2 separate regions of the Mus musculus genome follow, and region 1 is linked to region 2. The links are chromatin loops, found by intact Hi-C in ENCODE. Cell type or tissue: left cerebral cortex. All regions are shown on one strand. Links, peaks and the distances in the headings refer to the core of each region. The heading gives the core; the rest is flanking DNA.

Evidence for each region. Peaks named below come from ENCODE experiments on the same cell type or tissue, not always from the same donor. Only the 100,000 strongest peaks of a DNase experiment are listed, where the experiment ranks them.
Region 1: a loop joins it to region 2, with 2.7 times the contacts of the local background. A loop is called at or near these places in 2 of 42 quality-filtered maps.

The regions. Positions count from the first base shown.
Region 1 is chr14:111,817,966-111,826,484 of GRCm38, reverse strand. No RefSeq gene overlaps it. Among named protein-coding and RNA genes, the nearest start is that of Gm52150, 110 kb to the right of the region's middle. In left cerebral cortex, for the core only: no CTCF peak of the experiment used is centred there; a DNase peak (open chromatin) is centred at 4,218.
Region 2 is chr14:111,880,008-111,888,526 of GRCm38, reverse strand. No RefSeq gene overlaps it. Among named protein-coding and RNA genes, the nearest start is that of Gm52150, 170 kb to the right of the region's middle. In left cerebral cortex, for the core only: no CTCF peak of the experiment used is centred there; a DNase peak (open chromatin) is centred at 4,380.

The DNA.
Region 1 (8,519 bases), core at 123-8,122, 62 kb after region 2:
GTACAGAATAATTGAGACTTATGGTCCTCCTACAGGGTCCCCACTTGGGAGAGAGAAGAAAGGAATCACAAATGGGGAGGGAGGGAGAGACCTGAGAGGGAAAATGGACAGGGCTGTGGGGTGGGGGCAGGGAGCAGTGGGCAGTAGAGGGGAATCTAATCTGGTATTGTGTGAGGGAAAAGGACTGAAGCCCTGAGGACCAGCAGAAAGAATGTAAACAGGTAACCTCAGGAAATAGGAGGTTGGAGGGAACTCCCTAGAATGCACCAGAGACCTGGGAGGTGAGAGACTCCCAGGACTCAGAGGGAGGGACCTTAGATGAAATGCCCAACAGTAGGGAGAGGGAACTTATAGAGCCCACCTCCAGCAGGAAAACAGGGCATCAAATGAGGGATGGGGTTGCCATTCCATAGTCAAAACCTCTTGCCCATAATTGTTCCTATCTGAAAGAATTACAGGGATGGAAATGGAGAGGTGCCTAAGGAAAAGAAGGTCCAGTGGCAGGCCCAAAGTGGGATCCAGCTCAAGTGGAGGTCCCAAGGCCTGACACAGAGGCTATGGAGTGCTCACAAAAAGGGACTTATCATGACTGCTCTCTGAAAGACCCAACAAGCAACTGAAAGAGTCAGATGCAGATATTTTTATCCAACCAATGGACAGATGCAGCTGACCCCTGTTGTTGAATCATATTTATTACATACTTAATGTGTTTCATTGGTTTAACTGGGACTAATGTAGGATATTTTCCTACTAACAATGGTTTGATTCTAGGAAATCAGAGCCCACAAGCATCTGACTTATTACACTGGTGTTGAGAATGGCAAATGGAGAATCCATCTTTGTGCCAGCATGTTTGCTCATTTGTTCATTTGTTTTGTTTTATTTTTTATTGTTCTCATCTGTGTTTTATTTTTTCTTTTCTTCCTGTTTAAAAATTCATTTAGATTCCAAGGGATGCCCTTCTCCTGGTCCCCACCTCAGTGAGGCCTTCTCTTTATGCTTATCCTTGGAGATGGTGGACACATGTTTACCTAGGAATGTTCAGCTCTGAATTTGAAAGAAGGTAGGATAGGACCAGTACCCCCTCCGCTCCCACTTCTCACGTATATTATATCCAGACAGCAGTTGTTATATCCTCCTTTCCTCCCAATCCCTTTCTCCCATATACCCACTCCCCCCAATCCACTTCTTTGTTTTCCTTCAAAAAAAATGGCAGGTTTCCCAGGGGTATCAACCAAACAAGGCACATCAAGTTGCAGTAACACTATGTACTTCCCCTCATATTAATACTGAAAAGGCAACCCAGCAGGAGGAAAAGGGTCCCCAACCAGGTAAAAGTCTGAGAGACAGCCCCTGCTCCTACTGTAAGCAGTCCCACAAGAAGACCAAGCTCAACAACAATAACATGTATGTAGATGGCTTGTATGAATACATGCAAGTTCCCTGATAGTTAAGTCTCTGTAAGTTCGAAGGAACCCAGATTATTTGGTTCTCTGTGATTTCTTGTGGGTGTCCTTGACTCATTGACTCCTAGAATCCATCCTCCATTCTTCTACAAGGTTTACTGAGTTCTGCCCAAGGTTTGGTTGTATTTCTTTGTATTTGTTTCCATCAGTTTTCCAGAGGAAGGTTCTCTGATGACAAATATGCTCCTGTCTATAAGTATAGCAGAATATCATTAGCAGTGTCAGTGGTTGGATCTTACTTTAGGCATGGGTCTCATGCTGGACCATTCCCACAATTTCAGTGCCACTGGTACATCAACACATTCTGCAGGCAGTACAAATTATAGGTCAAATTTTTTCTGACTTAGGTTGGTGTCCCAGTTCCTCTACTGGAAGGCTTGCCTGGTTATGGGAGTATTCAGGCTCTGTATCCCCCATTCCTAGGAGTCTTAGCTAGGGTCACACATAGTAAGATTCCTAGTAGTTTGCGTTACATTAGATTTCTAGCTTGTCCCCCTCAAAGACCTCCAATACCAGTTACCTTTCAGAGTACTTGTTTCTTCCACAGCCCCCTCCCACCATCTAAACTTTCCTGTTCTTATCCTTACTGCCCCCTAACCCAGAGTCTATCCATAATATCTATTTTATTTTGCCTTCCAAGGGGAATCTTGTGTCACCCGTTCAGGCCTTGTTGTCACTTAGGTTCTCTGGGTCTGTGGATGGTAGCATGATTGATTATTCTTTACTTTCTAGCCAGTCTCACTTATGTGTGAGTACATACTATTATGATTCTCATAATCTAGTCCCATCCATTTGCCTGCAAATTACATGATGTCATTGCTTTTAACAGCCGGGTACTACTCTATCTGGTAAATGTACCATTTTCCTTATTTTTTCTTCAGTTGAGAGAAATTAAGTTATTTCTAGTTTCTGGCTATTACAAATAAAGCTGCTCTGAACATAGCTGAGTCTTTGGGCAAAGGTGGTGAGGCCTTTTGGAGTGGTAAACTTGGGTCTTAAGGTAGACCAGTTCCAATTTTTATAAGAAACTGCCATATTGATTTCCAATGTGGCTGTACAAGTTTGAACTCCCACAAGCAAAGGAGTGTTCCCTTTGTTCTATACCCTACTCAGCAGGAGCTATTACCAGTGTTTTTGATTTTAGTCATTCATTCTAAGAGGTACAAGATGAAATTCAAAGCTATTCTTACTTGCATTTCCCTGATTGCTAAGGCTGTTGCACATTGCTTTAAGTGTTTCTAGGCCATTTGAGATTCCTCTTTTGTGAAGTTTCTGTTTAGACTTGTACTCCATATTTACTTTGGTTATTTGATTTGTTGACATTGAGTTTCATGAGTTCTCTATATTTCTTGGAAATTAGCCCTGTGTAACTTGTGGATTTGGTGAATATATTTTTCTATTACATAGACTACCATTTTGTCCTATTGATAGTATCCTTTGCCCTACTGAAGATTCTCAGTTTCATGAGGACCCATTTATTAATCATTGATCTTAGTGCCTGCACTGTTGATGTTCTTTTCAGGAAGTTGTCTCCTGTGCCAATGCATTGAACTTTACTCACCACTTTCTCTTCTATCATGTTTAGTGTATCTGCATTGATGTTGAAGTCTTTGTTTTCTTGGACTTGAGTTTTATGCAGTCCTTAGGACTTCTAGTTTCCTTTTCTTTTCCTGTTTTTTTATTCACCCAGATATTGATAAATGCAATGTTTGATTTGCTTCTATTTAAACAGACAAATATATTTTTTTTAAATCTTGGTATTGTGAAAGTTGTTAACAGTAGATATATTCCAGACTTCACAACATTGGCCAGGTCTCACATTTTGATCTCACATCTCATTCTAGAAAACTACCCAAGGTAACTTCCTATACATCACCTACTTATCTTAACAATGCATCAAGTATTCAAAAATGACAATAATGTAGTGCACAAGCAGTGCTCCAAGTAAAAATAAAGCAAACAAACAAGAAACCATTTAACTTGCATTAATGTCTTTCATTTTGTAAAGTATCCGGGAGAATTCAAGCAGTTCCTCCAATTATCCTAGTATGTTACCAGACTGGAAGGATCTCCAAATAGGATAATGTGTGCTAACAGAAAGGGGCTCTTATAAGTTGTGGCATATCAGTCTACAGGATCTGTGTAAAAAAAGCAATTCTACCATGGCATTCAATATAGAGTTCTAAAAAATATTTATATGCGAGGTGGTCACTCAATCCCTCTGTTTGTTACTCCTTTACAAATTAAAAATAATATATTCTATTTTATTTAATTATTATGAAAAATTATACTTTATATATGAGACATTTAGCACTGCTGATTGGGTTACAGTAAGCTTTCAAATAATGTTATCATTAGGTTCACTCAAACTATGCATAGAAAGCATAAACTCTCAAAACACAGATGAAAGACAAAGAGTTTTTAGCTCAATATTCTTTGGTACTGTGTCCAAAAATATCTCTCACTCTGTGAGCTGTAAAAAGAGTCTCATCTTTCTATTTAGAGTGTATGACAGAGCTGACATGGTGTGTTTAAGCTAAACCACTGCCAGCAGTTTGGAAATACATTAATAATATTCCTTTGTTCTTTCTCTTTTCTTAACTTTGGGTTAGTTTTAGGGACATTTCAGCATTCCATTTTTTTTAACCTTGTTTGTTATAAACTTGTGCTGTCTTGCTCTATTTCATAGCTACAACCTCTACAATTTTAGTCCTTGCTTTCAAAGAAATTTTGGAATTTGCAAGACTGCCAGTTGGAATAAGTAATTAACACTTCAGCTCAGCTCTGAAAGGGGAATACAACTGTGGTGTACAGACTCCTGCCAAAGTCTGAGCTATCACCCAGAAAATGCCTGAAATTCTCATCACGGTACTTTGAATATCACCAAAGGAAAACAGAAAAAGGGAGGCGAAATGATCAACATAAAAGCTCACCTGCTTGTTCCCATGGGTGTGGTACAAATGAAGTTTCAGCAAATAACAGAAATGAACCAATATGTATCAGCAGGAAGGATTCCCGGCCATAGGGAATCCAGTGGAGAATGGGAAGCTACAAAATGGCATTCAAATTTGATGTGGAGGATCAAACTACCACAAAACATTTAGTACATGGCTACATGGTAAGGACCTAGTTAAATTTGGAAACATCTATGAAAACAAATCCTGCAGAATTCATATAATATTTACTCCGTGGCTTGTATATAGAAAATGGAAATAATATGGACGGTGGAAAGTATGCAGAGTGGTTAGGTTAATTACATTTGTTAATCTGGAAATTATGCTTGTGACCATTACATTTTCCGGTTAATTCGTCATATACAATTTACTTCAAATAAAGGAAACACTTTAAATAGTTACCAGAATGTAAAAACAAAAACAAACAAACAAACAAACAGCATACACCTGTCACTTATATATTGAGTAACCAATTCAGTTTCACCCATGTGTTTGCATCCTTTTTGTCGACATCTATTTTAGGTTTGCTGGTGAGGAATATACTGGAAAAAATTCTTTTCTATGAATATGGAGGTAAAAGTGTCAGAGAAAATATTTTCCTTAGTTTATTTTTTGGGTATAGTTGGGCTTATTCTCTTGCATTTTTTAAAACAGAATTACACTATTACAAAGTACTATTTTTCTCTGTGAGTGAGAAATTGTAGCGATAATATATTTTGTATTGTATGGATGCACCACCTATCCAGTAAAAATTCCTATGGCCTATAGGAAAGGGTAGAATAGAAGGTGGGACTTCCACGAGGCAGAAAGAATTCTGGGATAAACTCAGGTGCAGTAGATCTATCTGCCCAGGAAGATGTAACAAGACAGATGCATGGTACCTGAGCACAGGTAAATAGCCACATGGCAGAATGTAAGTTAAAATAAATGGATTATTTATTAGTCACAGAACAGCCTAGTTATAATGCCAAGGCATTTGTAAATTTATTTTCAGTGTGAGTCTTATTTCTAGGATCATTGATCTGGGAGGAAGAAACAGACTTAACTTCTACAAGAACTTTCCATAAATATTGAAACAACAGTATGTATACAGAACTATAGAAAGACAGGCTAGAGAGATGGCTAGGCAGCTAAGAGCACTGACTATTCTTGCAGAAGAACTAAGATTCCACTATCTACTCATAGGGCCCATACTTCCTTCTCCTAGGAATCTGACACCCACACCTGGAATCTGTGATCTATGGGCACCAGCATACACACATACATATACACCATTTTACACAACTTTAAAAAGTATATATAGAGAGAAGAAACATAAAAAGAAACTTATAATGAATTTCCTCACCTGCTGTGGCGTGCTAAGGAGTCCCAAAATGTTCTACATCAAGCCCAAAACTCATAAGAAAGACCAAGAAACCTAGAAAGAGCACAATAGACTTTTGCTATAAAATGCAATGTAAAGCACAGGAGAAGTCAAGTTCAGACTGAGTCTAAAGAAAAGACTTTGGTTGCCTCTGTATTTGTCAGGCTCTGTTAGAGGCTCTCAGGAGACAGCCATATCAGGCTACCTTGAGGTCCAGGATGGAGGAGTTGGAGAAGGGTCTGAAGGAGCTAAGGGGGTTTGCAGCCCCATGGAGGGAGCAAAAATGTCAACTGGCCAGACCCACCAAAGTTCCTGGGAACTAGACACCAACCAGAGTACATATGGAGGGACCAATGGTTCTGGCTGCATTTGTGGCAGAGGATGGCCTTGTTGGACATCAGTCACAGAAGAGGCCCTTGGGTCTGAGGGGGTTTCAATACCCCAGTGTAGGGAAATGCCAGGGAGGGAAGATGGGAGTGGGTGGTTGGGTGGGGGAGCATCCTCATAGAGTCAGGGGAGTGGGGATAGGATAGGGGTTTTCTAAAGAGGAGACCTGGAAAGGGGAAAATATTTAAAATGTAAATAAAGAAATGCAAATCAAAACAACCCTGAGATTTCACCTCACACCAATCAGAATTACTAAGATCAAAAACTCAGGAGACTGGGGCTGGTGAGATGGCTCAGTGGGTAAGAGCACCCGACTGCTCTTCCGAAGGTCCGGAGTTCAAATCCCAGCAACCACATGGTGGCTCACAACCATCGGTAATGAGATATGACTCCCTCTTCTGGAGTGTATAAAGACAGCTACAGTGTACTTACATATAAATAAATAAATCTTTAAAAAAAACTCAGGAGACAATAGAGAATATAGAGAAAGAGGAACACTACTCCATTGTTGGTTGAATTGCAAGCTGGTGTATCTCCTCTGGAAATTGGTTTGGCGGTTCCTCAGAAAAATGGACATAGTAATACCTGAGGACCCAGCTATACCACTCCTAGGCATATACCCAGAAAATGCCCCAAAATATAATAAGAACACATGTTCCACTATGTTCATAGCAGCCTTATTTATGTGCTACATTTACACAATGGTGTACTACACAGCTATTAAAAACAATGAATTTATGAAATTCTTAGACAAATGGATGGATCTGGAGGATATCATCCTAAGTGAGGTAACACAATCGCAAAAGAAAACACATAGTATGCACTCTCTGATAAGTGGATCCTAGCCCAAAATCTCCTACAAACCAGGATACAACTCACAGACCACATGAAGCTCAATAAGAATAAAGACCAAAGTATGGGTGCTTCAGTCCTTCTTAGAAGGAGAATGATATACTCAGAGGGGCAAATATGGAGATAAAAGTGTAGAGCAGAGCCTAAAAGAAAAGACCACCAGAGACTGTTCTACGTGGGGGTTCATCCCATATACAGTTACCAAACCTAGACACTATTGTGGATGCCATCAAGTACATGCTGACAGGAGCATGATATGGGTGTCTCTTGAGAGGCCCTACCAGATGCCTTACAAATGCAGAGGTAGATGTTAGCAGTCAACCATTGGACTGACCACGGGATCCTTAATAAAGATGTTAGAGAAAGAACTGAAGGAGTTGAAGGGGTTTGCAAACCCATTGGAAGAACAATCAACCAACCAGACACCCAGAACTCTCAAGAACTAACCATCAACAAAGGAGTAAACATGGCTCCAGCTGCATTTGTAGCAGAGGATGGCCTTGTCATGCATCAATGGAAGGAGAGGTCCTTGGTCCTATGAAGGCTCAATTGATGCCCTAGGGTAGGGGAATCAAGGACACGGAGGTGGGAGTGGCTGGGGGTGGAAGAACACCCTCATAGATATAGCAGGACGGAGGACATAATAGGGTGTTTCCAGGAGGGAGGGAAACCAGGAAAGTGGATAACATTTGAAAGGTAAATAAAGAAAATAATAATAAAAAACAACAAAAAACAATGCTAATGTCTAATAAGATGAAAGACAGAGAGAGAGAGAGAGAGAGAGAGAGAGAGAGAGAGAGAGAGAGAGAGAGAGAGGAAGAAAGGAAGGAAGGAAGGAAGGAAGGAAAGAAAGAAAGAAAGGAAAGGAAAGGAAAGGAAAGGAAAGGAAAGGAAAGGAAAGGAAAGGAAAGGAAAGAACTTTGCCAAACAAGATCAAAGACATGCACCAACTAGAAGAGTTCCTTCTTCATAATCTCTTGTGAATCAATTTCTTTGTTTTTCTTAGGTCTTCAACTAGCTGCATACTACCTTTCTACACTGGTGAATTATATATGCAGTACACAGTCATGTGCTACTTCCCCACATAAGAAGTCTCTCATGCATCCACCGGGGAAGGATCTGAACAAATACCTTTGTAGTCAGCCACGTTGATATATGCTAACTGGCTCCTCAAGGACTCATATTCCTTCTTTTCTTTCCCTTATTTACTTCAAATAGCATGCTCAGTGAAAAGAGTGAGCCCAACACCATTTGTCTTTCTACTTGACCTTTAAAGTCATACTCAGAAACCAACCCAAATATTTGCCACTTTTATGTAACTGAAGTACCACCATCATTAATATTTGCCTTCAGAGTTATTGACTTCTGGATAGAAAGACTATTTAACAAGCAAATAGTTATTTTTTTATATTCCTGTTACAGCTTTGTGTAAGGAAAACAGAATCCCAAACAAAATGTCAAAAACTATGAAGTAGGAGTGAGTATGGTATAATAATC
Region 2 (8,519 bases), core at 215-8,214:
ATGCAAAGTCAATGCAGATACATGTTTCATTGTTTCTGATAGGTTTGTCTCCAATATATACCTATGATATCATTAACAACCAATCTCTATAAAGACTCAAAACATGACTTTCTTAATACCCGAACACACCAACTCTATGTGACAGCTGTTGTAATAATTAGAGAACAAAAGAGGAGATCAAGAAAATCCTCCTAGAATTAAATCATTATAGAAAAAAAGATTATCATTCTTGATCAAGGGACATATTTAGCACACAAATTGAAATGTAAGCACATGCCATCTATTTACCTCAAAACGCATAACCATAAATCATACTATTGGAGGAGGTTGATCGTTCTTTCTACATTTTCAAATTTGGTAAAAGAACACAAACATTGTTTAGAAGAAATAAAAACTTATACCAATGGTAAGACAAGGACTGCTTTTGTAAGTGTACTGCCAGGAAAGGTCAAGGCTATTGGAGAAAGAAAGATTGAGTTCTCCAATCTCAAGGAGGAGAGATTAAAGCACTGAGGTGAGATAGTGAACCCAATGCTGGTGACACTTAAAAGGAGGCTGGTCAGCATCACTGCTCATTCTCATTTGACAGTTGAGAAGTGTGTCTTCTGTTCCCCAGCAGACACAGCAAGATAGGGTCACTTGTTTTTTGCTTGACCTGGAATGGAGCAAAGCCTACGAGGGGAGGGCTATGGATAATAAAACTCAGTGAAATAGAGGAGGAGTTTACAACTGTAGTTCTCTGAAGAGCTCTAAAAATAGATAGATCAGGAACCTATACTTGGAAAGGAAGAATTGTAACTGTCACAAACGAACTACAAGATACATAAAAGTATAGATTGTTTTGGAAACTGAGTTCTGTGCTTAAAGAAAGGAATGGGCTGAGGCACTGTGGGAGGGCAGACGGGGAGATAGGTAAGGACCAGACTGTAACACAATAAATTTAAAAATGTGTACATCTTGAAAAAAAAAGCAGAAAAATAAAAGATTGAGATGTGCCTTTGTGAATAATTAAACCATACTGGATTTTTTTTTTGAGTTTTCAATTAATGCTGGTATCTCAATATCTTCATCACCGTCTTATTGCTGTGAAGAGAGACTATGACCAAGGCAACTTTTATGAATGAAAACATTTTCTTGGGAGCTTGTTTAGTTTCAGTAATTGAATCCATTATAGTCTCTGTGAGGAGCATGCAGGCACTAGAGCAATGGCAGAGAGCTACACCCTGATCCCTGATCTGCAAGCAAGTCAAAAGTCTGGGTCTGACCTTAACTTTTGAAAGCTCAAAGCCAACCCAGAGTGATACACTTTCTCCAATGAGGCTAATCCTTCAATTTTTTTAAATAGTGCCAGTTCCTAGTGACTAAGCATTAAAAATATGTGCTGCTGTGATAGGCATTCTTATTACAAACATTGCATTTAGCATCCAGACCCACATCATTTATTATAATCACTGCATATCTTACTAGCCTGTTGTACAAACTCCATCCTGTCAACAATTCGTGTGTGATTGCAAGAACAAGTGCAGGAAGAAATAAGGAGAAACTGCTGATTTGAGAACTAGGTTTACTTGTTGGGACATGACTTTAACACTTTTATAATTTTGAAACTTTGAATAACTTTTGGAAAATACGCTTAACTCTGACATCACCATGAATATAAATAATGAAAATACATCTGAATGAATGTATTTATTTATAGGCAAACAGTGAATGATAAAACAGCACTTAAAAGTAACTTTAAGTTAGTTTGATCATTATTCTGTCTTTGAGGAAATTAATTACAATTGAACTTATGTAAGTCCTCTCTAAAGTTTTACTGCTATGATAATTGTAATTTTCCATGTTTTATGTAAATAATGAAAAACATATTAGCACGTATACTATGGTATGAAAGATATACTTCTTTCTTTCATTGTGGTAATATATAAGACAGTTGGTTTCTTGGAGAATGATCGAAAGGGAAATGTCTGCATGCAAAATGCCATTTTCTTCATTTGACTCTTTGACAGCTATCATCAGTGTACATTTATGTTGTCTTGAATTAGAGCCAAACATTTCAACGTATTTCTAGTACACTCGAGTTATCTGAAATGTAGTGCCAAGGAGGGCAAGCAGAGTGCCCATTTGTTTGACATTCTCAATCACTTGCAGCGCCACGCAGTCTCTTTGACACAGTAGGATGTCACTGCATCCTTATACACAGAAATATGCCATTAGCAACTATACATCATTGAAATATCCAATTAAATAAAATAATGAAATAACTATTTTGTATCTTTTCTCCCTATTCTTTATAGCTACACTAAAATCATCAATAAGTTAAGAGGTAAGGAATGTTCTCCCTTGATTGTTAATTACACATCAGTTTGTAACACTAAAAACATAAGATTTATGAAACGTCAGTTTAAGTAATAGTTTCTGTACTTCCCAGGTTACAATGAAATAAAATGTTTATACAGGACGGGGTAATTTATTTTACTTAAATTAATTCTCTGTTTTTAGAATCCTGTGACAAATTTTAAAGCCTACAAAAAATTCTGATATAGAACATTCTATTATTTCTACAACTCTAAATGTATATGTTATGTAAGAAATGAAATGCAGGAAAGCAATGTAATCATATTTTATGGCTACACTGGTCAAATCTTGTTCTTTGATAGGAGGAGTGGCCATAAATGCACTATTACATTTTCAATGAAGGTCTACTGTTACTTGTTCTTGTAATATCTCTTCCAAGTGCTTCTATACTGCATCTCATATTTCAAAGACATTTTGTGTAATCTCAATTTCATGACCTGTGCCAAAACCCTGACTGAAAATATTATCCCTATTGTATAACTGTGTTATGAGAAGTATCAATTCCTATTACAATACTGATCCATTTCTTAAGTCTTTCTCAACCTCCTGGAAATGCCTCAAAATGAAAAGCATTTTATTGAACCCTTAATTTCAGTATCAAACTAGGATCACTAGTAAAAGTAATGACTTTTTTAAAAAATGAGGACCATTAAGGTTTGAGTCTCTTCCTTTCCCCTGTTAATATAAATATTTAAGAGTACATATAATGAATTACTAATGCATGCTAAAAATGCACAGTTTTGAAAAGATTCAGCAAAAAGAAAAATGGTACATACAGAAGACCACATGCCATGTCTCTGTTTCTGAGAAATTCCCTGTCCAGGAAAAAGTACAGACAGCCATTCCTGCATGATGGTTTAATCCTGAGAGACATGTGAAAATTTAAAGATTAGAAAGTTTAAAAATCATAGTTTCTTTTTCTGAAGTGATTTAATTGTGGTGCTGTGAATAAAAAGTTACCCCAATAGACTTAGATATTTTAATGTTTGATCTTCATTTGGTGGACTATGTTTTGTTGGTTTGGGAGGCGTGGGCTTGTGCCACTGAATTTTGGCTTTGAGGATTCACAAGCCCATACAATTACTAGTGGTCATAACCACCATCTCTCCCTGATGATGACTGTTTCATGGTGTGAGCTTTCAGCTACCTGGACCATGCTTGCTTCTCATGCCTTCATGGTTGTAAAATGAAACCCCTGTAACTGTAAGCTCCCAATGGACAAATTCTTCCACAAATTGCCTTGCTCATACTGTCCCTTCACAGAAAACAAACAAACAAACAAACGAACAAAAAACCCAAAAACTTATCAAAGACAATATTTAAACCTTGACTATAACTATAAAAAGCATGTAAAAATTATTGCAAACATAGTCAATGTTCATATTCAAATTTGTGTTGAACTTTTTAATTTACAGATTGTAAATATTTGTATCTTTCTTTAAAAGGGAATTTCCTAGAAACACTTCACAAAAGAAGTGTTAGCCTAGTTAGGGGAACTTATTACTTGTATTTATTAATTAATATGGCAGAAAACTAACTTTTAAATGGCTATGCTTAAGGCCGTTCCTTTGCAGAAACCAGATTCAGGTTTGTAGGGCCAGCACTAAACATGCTATTTATATCATCACTCTAGGGTACAGAATATTTTGTAGGGACCAAAAATGTCTAAGAGCTAAAGGATGGAATAGAGGTTGGTAATAGCAATCTACAGACTCAGTTCAACCATTGCAATCAATGACTAAAACACATCTGCAATTCTCTTCAATGGGTCCACACATTGCTCCCATTATCAACATTTAGAATGGGGAGTGGCTCAAGGGTCTTACAATTTTTCTCCCACCTTCTCTCTACTGAAAGGCTCTGAGAGTAAGGAACTCCTGTCTTCTAGTGTGTTCTGTGTGGTGAATTTATCAAGTTCTGAAGTATAAATTAAAACCTGTGGACAGCATAGAACCCTGGCTAACCTAAGTGGGTCACACAACAAAAGTAACAGACACAGACTTGAGAATAGAAATGTTTCAAGGGAAAGAGCATGCAGACAGATGGTAGGGAAGTGGGAAACAAGATGTTAATATAAATCTCATACATTTGTGAAATTTTCTAAAAGAAAATACAGCAAATATAGAACAAGAGAATTTCCTAGTGTGTTAAAGCAGGGACAAAACCTATTAAGGAGCTAGAGAAAGTCTGTTTTGCAAAGGGAAAAGTGACATTAATGTAATGCCTGTTGACTGTCAGCCATCTCCCGACTAAGCCTGGACTTAGAATAGCCCTCATGTATGTATCACAGTAAAGAGAACGATACAGAACCATTCCCCTTTATTATCGGTGGAATGTATTTGCCACACCAAGGGAGCAGAGCATGGTCATGAACAGATGCCAGAAGAAATTTGGAGAAGACAATGTTCTGAGAACTTCCAGATGTACAAAATAAGACATGAAAACCCACCTAAGAGGATAGTCCATGAATGGAAACTACAGTTACAAAAGGAAAGAATTAACTGAAAAAAAAATAGTGTGTGTGTGTGAATATAAATCCTCCATTTATTACAGAACATTTAAAACTTTTTGATATTTCATTTTATTACTAAAGGTGTATGCCAAATGATCAGGATATAATTCTTACTTGCCAGTAATAAGCAGACAGATCCTTATTATTTTAATTCAAATTATGTTGTCATTTAATTCTTTCATGTTTTTTTAAGATATGAAACACACCAAAAGGATATTTAAAAATTATAGGATATTTTAAAAATTTGTACAGTAATAATTTAATTTTCACTGAAATCCTACTTCACACTGCATTTTACTTTCTTGAGTATGTATATGTGCATGGATGTGTATGTACATGTCATGCACTATATCATGTGTGTGCAATGTGTTTGCACATGCTTGTAGCACCAGAGTTTGATGACAGGCTTCTTCCTGTACCCTTCTCCATCTTATGTTGGGAGACAGACTCTCTCAGTGCATCTGGAATTTGCCCATGTGGCTAGCACAACTCATCACTGCTCTGAATATTTCTATTTTTTTTGGTTACAGAAACAGGAGCACTCCCAACTTTTACATGGGTATAGGGAAGCTTATGTATTCCTCCAACAGTCTTCATTATATAATTTATTAGCTTTTATTGTACTCCACTGTCAGGCCCTTGAGGGCAAGATCATACTTGCTGAATTGTTAGAAGAACAAGATTCATCCTCACAAGTACAGATGGCAGTTATATGCTTGAGGTTGAATGATTCCACAATGTTTTCAGTAATGTGTTTCTCATAATTTTAAAAACAAAGACAATAGAGGGTGGGGTATAAATAGATAACTTTATTCCTCACTTAGAGCTGACAATTGTTCAGCAATTCACAGTATTTTAAAGAAATCCCATCTTTTCCCACCATCGAATAGATCATTTCTATTTATTTGAAAATATGAAATAGTCTCTAATAAAATGGAACACATCTTACAAGTTATTATAAATGTATTTGCCTTTGCCATTATATGATTTATAAAGTTCTTGAATTTTGGATTGTTTGTTTATTTTAATTAAAATTGTTATCACATTCATTCACATTTATTTTCATTTCTTCATTTATTTTCATGCAATTTCCCAATTTATACCTGGAGAATCATATATATATTAAATCTTCTGCATTCTGCATATAAAAACAGGTCTTGGGATGCCAGTTCTGCCCCATGAAGATGAGAAAATCTTTTACCTCTCACCACTGACATCCTGTATCTCTTCTGGTTCATCCAGGCTGAATTGTTCTCTTGCTGAAAACAATGTTTTTACATAATATCAGCAAAAGTCATGGTCTATCTGTAATCAAAATTAGATAAGACATTAACAAGAATATTTTAGAATCAAGATTGATGAAAGCAGATACACAGGTAACCACATGATGAGAAGTAATGGCTATAGCTTTTCTCTTTGCACGGTGAGCACAGGCCCTCCAAATTAGAGACTAATTTCTTTAAATCATTCTTGAGTATACTGATACAGACATGTGGTATTGGAGTGGATCCTAATATTGTTTTCTGGAGCTACTGTAGTCCCTTATGCGATATCAAAGACTAAACATAGTTACTTTGTTTTTCTTTTTCTATGACTAAAAGCATGTCTGTAAGATAGATCTGCTCCTGATTAGAAGACACGTATCGTATCGTCATGCCTTCCAGGAACATTTGTATGTATGATATGTTGCACTGCAATAGCAGTGAAACTTCTCTTATCTTTAGTCTTTCTTCTTACTCTTCCATGTCAGCTTACCCACAGTGGAAACATTCTGCCTTCTACCTTCATGTGCATTTTTCCTGTTAGTTGAAAACCAATGACACTTATTGTGGATATTGGCTTAGTTTGCTTATGAAGAAAATCTGAACTTCTCTCTTTTCTCCTGAAAATATAATTTTCAAAAAACATAATTCCATTAGCATGAATAGCCCCAATTCATGTATGCTATAATTTATTCTTTAATTTATTTGTTCATGGATACTTAACATTAATTCCACAACTTGAAAATTGTGAGCAGTGCCATAATTAACGTAAAAGATTATATATATGTGCATGGCATACTTGTTTTGGTCACTTTGAGTATGTACATCGGAATGGTCAAGCTGACTCAAATAATAATCCCATTTTTTAAATAAGTTAGTAACCCATCTCACTGACTTGCAAAGGGGCTGGACTAATTTAAATTCCCACATTGTGTACAGGTCCTCCACAGTCACTAACCACAACCACAACATTTGCTGCTTTCTGCTTCCCAAATGTCTTCATTCTGGCTGCACTGAAGTGGAATCTCATTGATGTTCTCATTTGTATCTCCCAGATAAGTAAAACATTGAATATTTTTTCATGCACTTTATCCAATATACTGTTCTTGAAAAGTGTGCATTCTGTTGCTGTTCCCATTTACTTTGGGGGTTTTGATACTTGATAATTGAGTTAGATGTGTATTGTAGATCTCCATCCCTGTCAGAAACATAATAAAAAAGTAATCTTCTATTCGCTATGCAGTGTCTTCCTCCAGTTTTTCTGCTTTAGCTGTGACTAATTCCCCTAGACCTAGTACTTGACATCAAGAGTATTTGTTTCTAAGATGATACGCATACATGCAAGTGGAATTTAATGGTCCCGTGTGTATGTGTGTGTGTGTGTGTGTGTGTGTGTGTGTGAGACCATAAAGTATCAAAGAAGAGACCATGAATTCTAGAGACTGTGGGGAAGAAAATGTTAGTGTTGGAGAGGATAGGGGGTGTAGAAATTATGTAAAGACAGTTGCACTCTTAGGCTGTAACATTAATTAATTAATTAATTAATTAATTAAAGATATAATTGTCTGTGGATTGTATCTGTTGGGAATCAATTCAATTTATTGATAATAGCAAAGATCTCTTTTGCAATTCAAAATATCTTATCAACTTACTTTGAATACATGGTCCTGCAAAAGCTACCAACCTCGCATAATCTCTAAATCTTTGGTTTTCTCCAGGATTTTACTGCTTTATATCTCTGCACATGCAGAAAGTTAAATTCTGTTTTATAGTAAAAATTGAATAATCTTGTGGTCATATTTTTCCAATTACTATGTGCCTTCTAGATACTTGAAATATACAAAGGTCAGTTGAAAAACTTTAGAACGGTGGAAGCTCTACAATATTCATATTGAAAATAGAATTTAACACAGAAATCATATGTGTCCTGACTAGGCACTATTTTTTTTTCTGAAAATGTATCTATGTCTTCTTCATAGTATCTTTGTATCAGCTCACTTTTTAGCTATCTATAAGCCCATAAACTTGCTTTCTTCGTCTTCTTCTTCTTCTTCTTCTTCTTCTTCTTCTTCTTCTTCTTCTTCTTCTTCTTCTTCTTCTTCTTCTTCCTCACAAATCTGTGGTGAATTGGTTTATTATTCATATCATTCATGTATTTAATTGCTATAGAATAGGGTTTTCTGTATTTATAAAAATGGTCTTCTTATTTTATCAAGAAATAGAGTAGTTATTTTGAATTTGATTATTAGTAGTTTTTTTATCGTTCTAAAATCAAATGAAAAGGATCGAGCTCTATCTCCAATACTTACGCATTTTTAATTCTGATTTTAGAGACTCGTACACAATGAGGTACATTTAATTGAAGTTATGGCTCTGGGAGAATTAAG